Linked DNA regions of Homo sapiens: region 1 is linked to region 2. The links are chromatin loops, found by intact Hi-C in ENCODE. Cell type or tissue: mammary epithelial cell. All regions are shown on one strand. Each heading gives the region's core, and the rest is flanking DNA. Links, peaks and the distances in the headings are about the cores only. Region 1 has its middle 16 kb from the start of ABLIM3. Region 2 has its middle 7.0 kb from the start of AFAP1L1.

Evidence for each region. A loop is a pair of places that touch in the nucleus more often than their neighbours do. Peaks named below come from ENCODE experiments on the same cell type or tissue, not always from the same donor. Only the 100,000 strongest peaks of a DNase experiment are listed, where the experiment ranks them.
Region 1: a loop joins it to region 2, with 6 times the contacts of the local background. A loop is called at or near these places in 17 of 110 quality-filtered maps.

Annotation. Positions count from the first base shown.
Region 1 is chr5:149,123,999-149,126,917 of GRCh38, forward strand. No RefSeq gene overlaps it. Among named protein-coding and RNA genes, the nearest start is that of ABLIM3, 16 kb to the right of the region's middle. In mammary epithelial cell, for the core only: a CTCF peak has its summit at 1,464 (motif pointing right); DNase peaks (open chromatin) are centred at 1,533 and 1,783; H3K4me3 peaks cover 501 bases; H3K27ac peaks cover 368 bases.
Region 2 is chr5:149,263,412-149,266,330 of GRCh38, forward strand. No RefSeq gene overlaps it. Among named protein-coding and RNA genes, the nearest start is that of AFAP1L1, 7.0 kb to the right of the region's middle. In mammary epithelial cell, for the core only: CTCF peaks have their summits at 1,487 and 2,360 (motif pointing right); a DNase peak (open chromatin) is centred at 1,470.

The DNA of each region.
Region 1 (2,919 bases), core at 135-2,634, 140 kb before region 2:
CAGCTCCTCACCAGCAATGGAACAAAGCTGGACGGAGAATGACTTTGACAAATTGACAGAAGTAGGCTTCAGAAGGCCGGTAATAGCAAACTTTTCTGATCTAAAGGAGGATGTTTGAACCCATCGCAAGGAAGCTAAAAACCTTGAAAAAAGATTAGATGAATGGCTAACTAGAATAAACAGTGTAGAATAGACCTTAAATGACCTGATGGAGCCAAAAACCATGGCACGAGAACTACGTGATGCATGCACAAGCTTCAGTAGCTGATTCGATCAAGTGAAAGAAAAGGTATCAGTGATTGAAGATCAAATTAATGAAATAAAGTGAGAAGAGAAGTTTACAGGAAAGAGAGTAAAAAGAAACAAACAAAGCCTCCAAAAAATATGGGACTATGTTAAAAGACCAAATCTACGTCCTTACAGTCTATATATCCGACAAAAGACTGATATCTAGGATCTATAAAGAACTCAAACAAATTAGCAAGAAAAACAAACAATCCCAACAAAAAGTGGGTTAAGAATATGAATAGACAATTCTCAAAAGAAGATACACAAATGGCCAACAAACATATGAAAAAATGCTCAACATCACAAATGATCAGGGAAATGCAAATCAAAACCATAATGTGATACCACCTTACTCTGCAAGAATGACCATAATCAAAAAATCAAAAAATAATACATGTTGGCATGGATGCGATGAAAAGGGAACACTTCTACACTGCTGGTGGGAATGTAAGCTAGTAAAACCACTATGGATAACAGACTGGAGATTCCTTAAAGAGCTACATTTTTATTAGTTCAAAGAGATATGTGATCACTGAGAAGGGACAACTGGGCAAAGGCTTAAGAACATGAGAGAAAAAGACCACCACGGACCTCAGGAGAAAAGCATGCTAGGGAAATAGGAGAGCAGTGCAAAGACACAGAGGCGGGAGTATGCCCAGCATGTTGGAGGAAGGCCAGGGTAGAGAGTGCTGATTGAACAGAGTGAGCTGGGGTGAGTGGATTGATCCAAGTTATACAGGAAACAGAGGGTACCTTTTAAAAAAGAGTAATCATCATGCCTGTAATCCCAGCACTTTGGAAGGCCGAGGCGGGCGGATCACTTAAGGTCAGGAGTTCAAGACCAGCCTGGCCAACATGGTGAAACCCCGTCTCTACTACAAATACAAAAATTAGCCGGGCAGGATGGTGCACACCTGTAATACCAGCTACTTGGGAGGCTGAGGCAGGAGAATCACTTGAACCTAGGGGGCAGAGGTTGCAGTGACCGGAGATCGTGCCACTGCACTCGAACCTGGGCAAGAGAGTGAGACTCCATCTCAAAAAAAAAAAAAAAAGGAGTAATCAAAGAGCAAGAGAGAGAGAGACTATTTGCAAAGCTCTGGGCAAAGTTAAGGTAAATCAGCAAGGTCAGGCACCTGCGAGTTGGCAATAGCTAAATGCCTTCAGCACAAGTAGGCCAGAAGGGGCCAGGAGAGAGCAAGATTACTGGAACCTGGAGAGAGCTGGCTGACAGAGAGGGCTGCGGACAGGGATGCATCTCTACCGGTAAAGGAACACAGCCACGGCTTGCCAGGGAAGGGACTAGAGAAGCAAATATCCCGACCTTTCTCAGCAACCATCTCCCCATCCCATACCAGTGCCTGCCGTCGGGTGATCTAACTGCAAGCAAAAGGCAGCAGGGAATGTTTGAAGATTTCTGTGGCCAGTCTCCTAGGAATGTGAGCACTGTGAGGAAAGCTGGAACATGGATCTGGAGGGACAAACGGAGAACGTCCGGGACAGGAAGAGTAGTGGGAAACGAGTCAGAGAGAGAGGTATGTGGTTTGTAAAACCTGTTTGGCTGCGTTCAGAGCCCAGCTTTTACTCTAAGTGAAATGTGCTCCACAGCAGGATCTTGAGCAGAGATTGATAGGACTCGACTTATATTTTACAAAGAACACTCTGGCCACTCCAGGGAAAGCGACTGTGGGTGAGGGAAGAGCAGGAGTGGAGTCTATTGGCCCTGACTTGGCCCACAATGGTAGCAGTGGTCATGAGAAGTATTCTGATTCTGGCTACATCCAGGTAGATCAGCAGGATTTCTGGATGGATTAGATAGAAGGTTGTGAGAGATACAGAAACATCAAGGCAAATTCCAAATGTTTTGGCCTGAATACCTGGAAAGATGGAGTTGTCTTTAACTGAGATGGGAAAGCCTGCAGATGGAGATGACTTAGTGCAGTGGGTTGGTGGGGTGTGGACATATTAAGTTTGGGTCTATTCAGTACTTGATACTGAAGATACCAAATAGACAGTTAGATGCACTAACTTGGAATTCATAAGAATGATAGGGATTTAAAATATAAATGTGGGTATCATTAACAGAGAAATATATTGGAAATATGAGAAGGAATATGTCACTTCCAAATGGGAAAAACAAAGAAAGCTTCATGGAGGAGGTGACATGTAATTTGCATTTTAAAGGGTGGAGTTTTTGACAGCAGAAACAACTGAGGAGAATATTCCAAATGGAAGAGAAACCACTAGTAAAAGTGCTAGAATAGGAAATTGGAGGAATGTTTCAGGGAGGTCAGTAGAGTTGGGAGGAGCTGTAAGCTTGGTGTCAGAAGTCAGACATGGAAATAGAACCAGAACATGGGCCTGTCTTCCAGTTCATTCAAGCATTTGTCATTTATTCCGCATGCATTTACTGACCACTTACTTGGTCTAGGGGCTATGCCCCTTTCTGAACATTAATAATAAAAGCATTTATTGGACACAAATTATGCACTCCATGAGTAAAAACTTATTTAATCCTTACAATGCCCCATAAGAGCTATACTAACATGATCCCCAGTTTAAAGATAAGGAAACTAAGAGTCTGAGTGGTTTGCTCTGGCTCTGTCAGTGGCAGGATTGGAACCCAGGCAG
Region 2 (2,919 bases), core at 328-2,827:
ATTTCATCAAATTATTTATTTTCTTAATACTATTTACTTGATATTTTTCTTTCAATTGACATGTATCTGATGTTTCTATTTTAATGCCAGTGAAAAGCACAGGTTTGTAGGACTGTTTATATGGGGTTTTTTGCTTGTTTGGTTGGTTTAGCTTGTTTTGTTTAGTTTTGTTTTTTAAGAGACAGGGTCTTGCTGTGTTGCCCAGACTGGAGTCCTGTGGTGTGATCATAGTTCACTGTAACCTCAAACTCCTAGATTCAAGCAATTTTCCTGCCTTAGCCTCCCGAATAGATGGGACTACAGGCATGTGCCACCATGTTCAGCTAATTTTTATTTTTAATTTTTTGTAGAGATGAGGGGGGGTCTCACTATGTTGCCCAAACTGGTCTCGAACTCCTGGCCTCAAATGATCCTCCCACCTCATCCTCCCAAAGTGCTGGGATTACAGGCATAAGCCACCACACCCATCCTGGTTATATGTTTTTATTACAAATTCATATAAATTCATAACTCTCCAAATATGTTGGTCTGTGTAATATCTAAACATATATCACATTTTCACCAATTGTCTGAATTCCACACTTTTGGAAATGCTGTTCTACCTGATGGAAAAGGGAGGAGAGAAGGTATTTGTATTCCCTGTACATCTTCATGATAGCTGGTCTTCGGGGAGCCCAAGAGAAACCATCTGAAAACGCTGCAGAGAGAAGATAACCCAAAATTCTTTGACAACAAACAGGGCTTGCTGAACCACAGCTCGCCTGACAGCCAAGACTCTCATATACCAGTGGTATCCTGCTGGGGCATCATATAGACAGGGGGTCCCTGGACCTCACTAAGGTTTTCAGTGGATACAGCCTCTCATATTCCCCGCTGCTGAGGGTTGTAAATCCTTTGCCTCCAGGTATGCTGCCATGAGCTCCAGCAGGGACAGTACAGCGTCATGGGTAAGGGCACATGGTTAGACGCATCCTCCCTCAGGGCAGTCTCAGCCTTGCCATTTGCTAGTTGAACGGTGTCCTCACCCTCCCATTTCATATTTGGAATCCCTAACCCCCTAGTACCTCTGAATGTGACTCTACTTAGACATAGGGCTTTTAAAGAGGTGACTAAGTTAAGATGAGGCTGTTAGGGTAGGGCCTGATCCAATCTGACTGGTGTCTTCATAAGAAGATTTGGACACGTGGTGACAGCCAGGGAGCCCATGCAGGGAGGGACGGCCACGTGAAGAGACAGCAAAGGGGTAGCCATCCACAAGCCATGGAGACAGGCCTCAGAGGAAACCAGCTCTGCTGGCAGAAATTCTGTTGTGGCAGCCCTAGCAAACGAATGAAATGACATATGCAAAATAGAGGTCGCGGCATTTAGTTGATAAAGTGGTGTGCTGCAGGTGCGCGCCTGGCTGCAGGGGAGGCGTGCGTTTCACTGCTCAACACCTCCCTTGGGCTTAGAGCCTGTGGTTTACCTAGAGTATGGGGGCCTCTCTGGGCCACTGCTGGAACTGCAGGGAGAGAGGCTGCCTTTCTCACCTGGAATCTCCAGGTGTAAGGAATTCAGGCTTTGCAGCTGTGTGGCCTTCTCTGCCACAGATTGGAACAGACGGCCTGAAGATGAAGACTAAACAGAGGAGGGCAGAGCCGGGAGATGGAGAGAAAAGAGCGACTGCTCAGTTTGCCTTCCTGGATCCAAGCTTGGCTTCAAACCAGCTTCGCCCCTTCAGCTACTCAGCTACCCTTTGAGCTTTTTCATTAAAGCTGGTTGGAGTTGTGATTCTATCACTTGCAACCAAAGAAGTTGTGACAGATACCCTGGCTCCCAGAGTGAATGAATATTGGCAGCGGAATCCCGAATGTGTTCCTTTGCTGTCTGTGTGAGGGAGAATGACCACAATTTAAACAGTGCAGGCATGTGCTCCGATCAAAGCGCGCAGTGTGACATGAATCACTAGGGAACACATAGGAAGGGTAAAAGCTTGCCTCAGTCTGTCACTGAAAAGTGTTTGTAGGGCCCAGACCTAGAGCCTTCTGGTTTTCCAAAACCTCCTTATGGATACAGAATTCCTTGTCATACAAAAGAAGCGTGACTGCCTCCCTAAGGCACAGGGTCTTGCCCACCTGGATCAGGACAAATTGTCCATCTGGCCCTAGCAATCTGTCATTGTAACAAAATAATGGGACTATGTAACGTTTTTAAATGTGCATACAAAACACCACTCCTTTGCAGACTCCGTGGGTAGCAGCATTTGGAGGCCTGGTAGTCCTCCCATCCGGGAGCACTGGGAGCTCCTTCAGGGAAGGAGGAACCTGGCAGAATCAGTTGCATTTCCAGGGGTTGGATTTATATAAAACTCCCTGCAGGGGGCAGCCTGGGTATGTGGCCACGGTTTCAGCATCCCTTAATATTTTTCCATAAACATCTGACGAATTCTTCAGAGGAAACCCACACTGATTACATAATAACCAACACTTCTGACCATGGCTCAGACACTGTGCTAAGCACCTTACAGATCTCATTTAACCCCCTGGTACTACTTTCATCCTTATTTTACAGATGAGGAAATTGGGCCCTTGATAAATAACTCATCCAGTGTTTCACAGCTGTATGTGGCAGAGCCTGCACTTGATCTTAGAGATGCCTCACCCAAAGCCCGTGCACTCGGCTATATCATACAAAATCTCCTCCCTGAATATACTGCCAGCTGGCATTTGAAGAAAACGTACCATGTGCTGGCATGGCATCAGCCACTCCACACTCTACATGCACAGTTACACTGAAGCATCACAACTGCTGTGTGGGGAAGATGTTTGTAGCCCCAATTTTTAGATGAGGAATCTGAGGTTCAGAGCGGTTGAAGATCGTGCCTGGACTGTGCAGGGGCGGGGCTGGGTAACACTCAGATCCACCTTGTCCTAAAGTCAT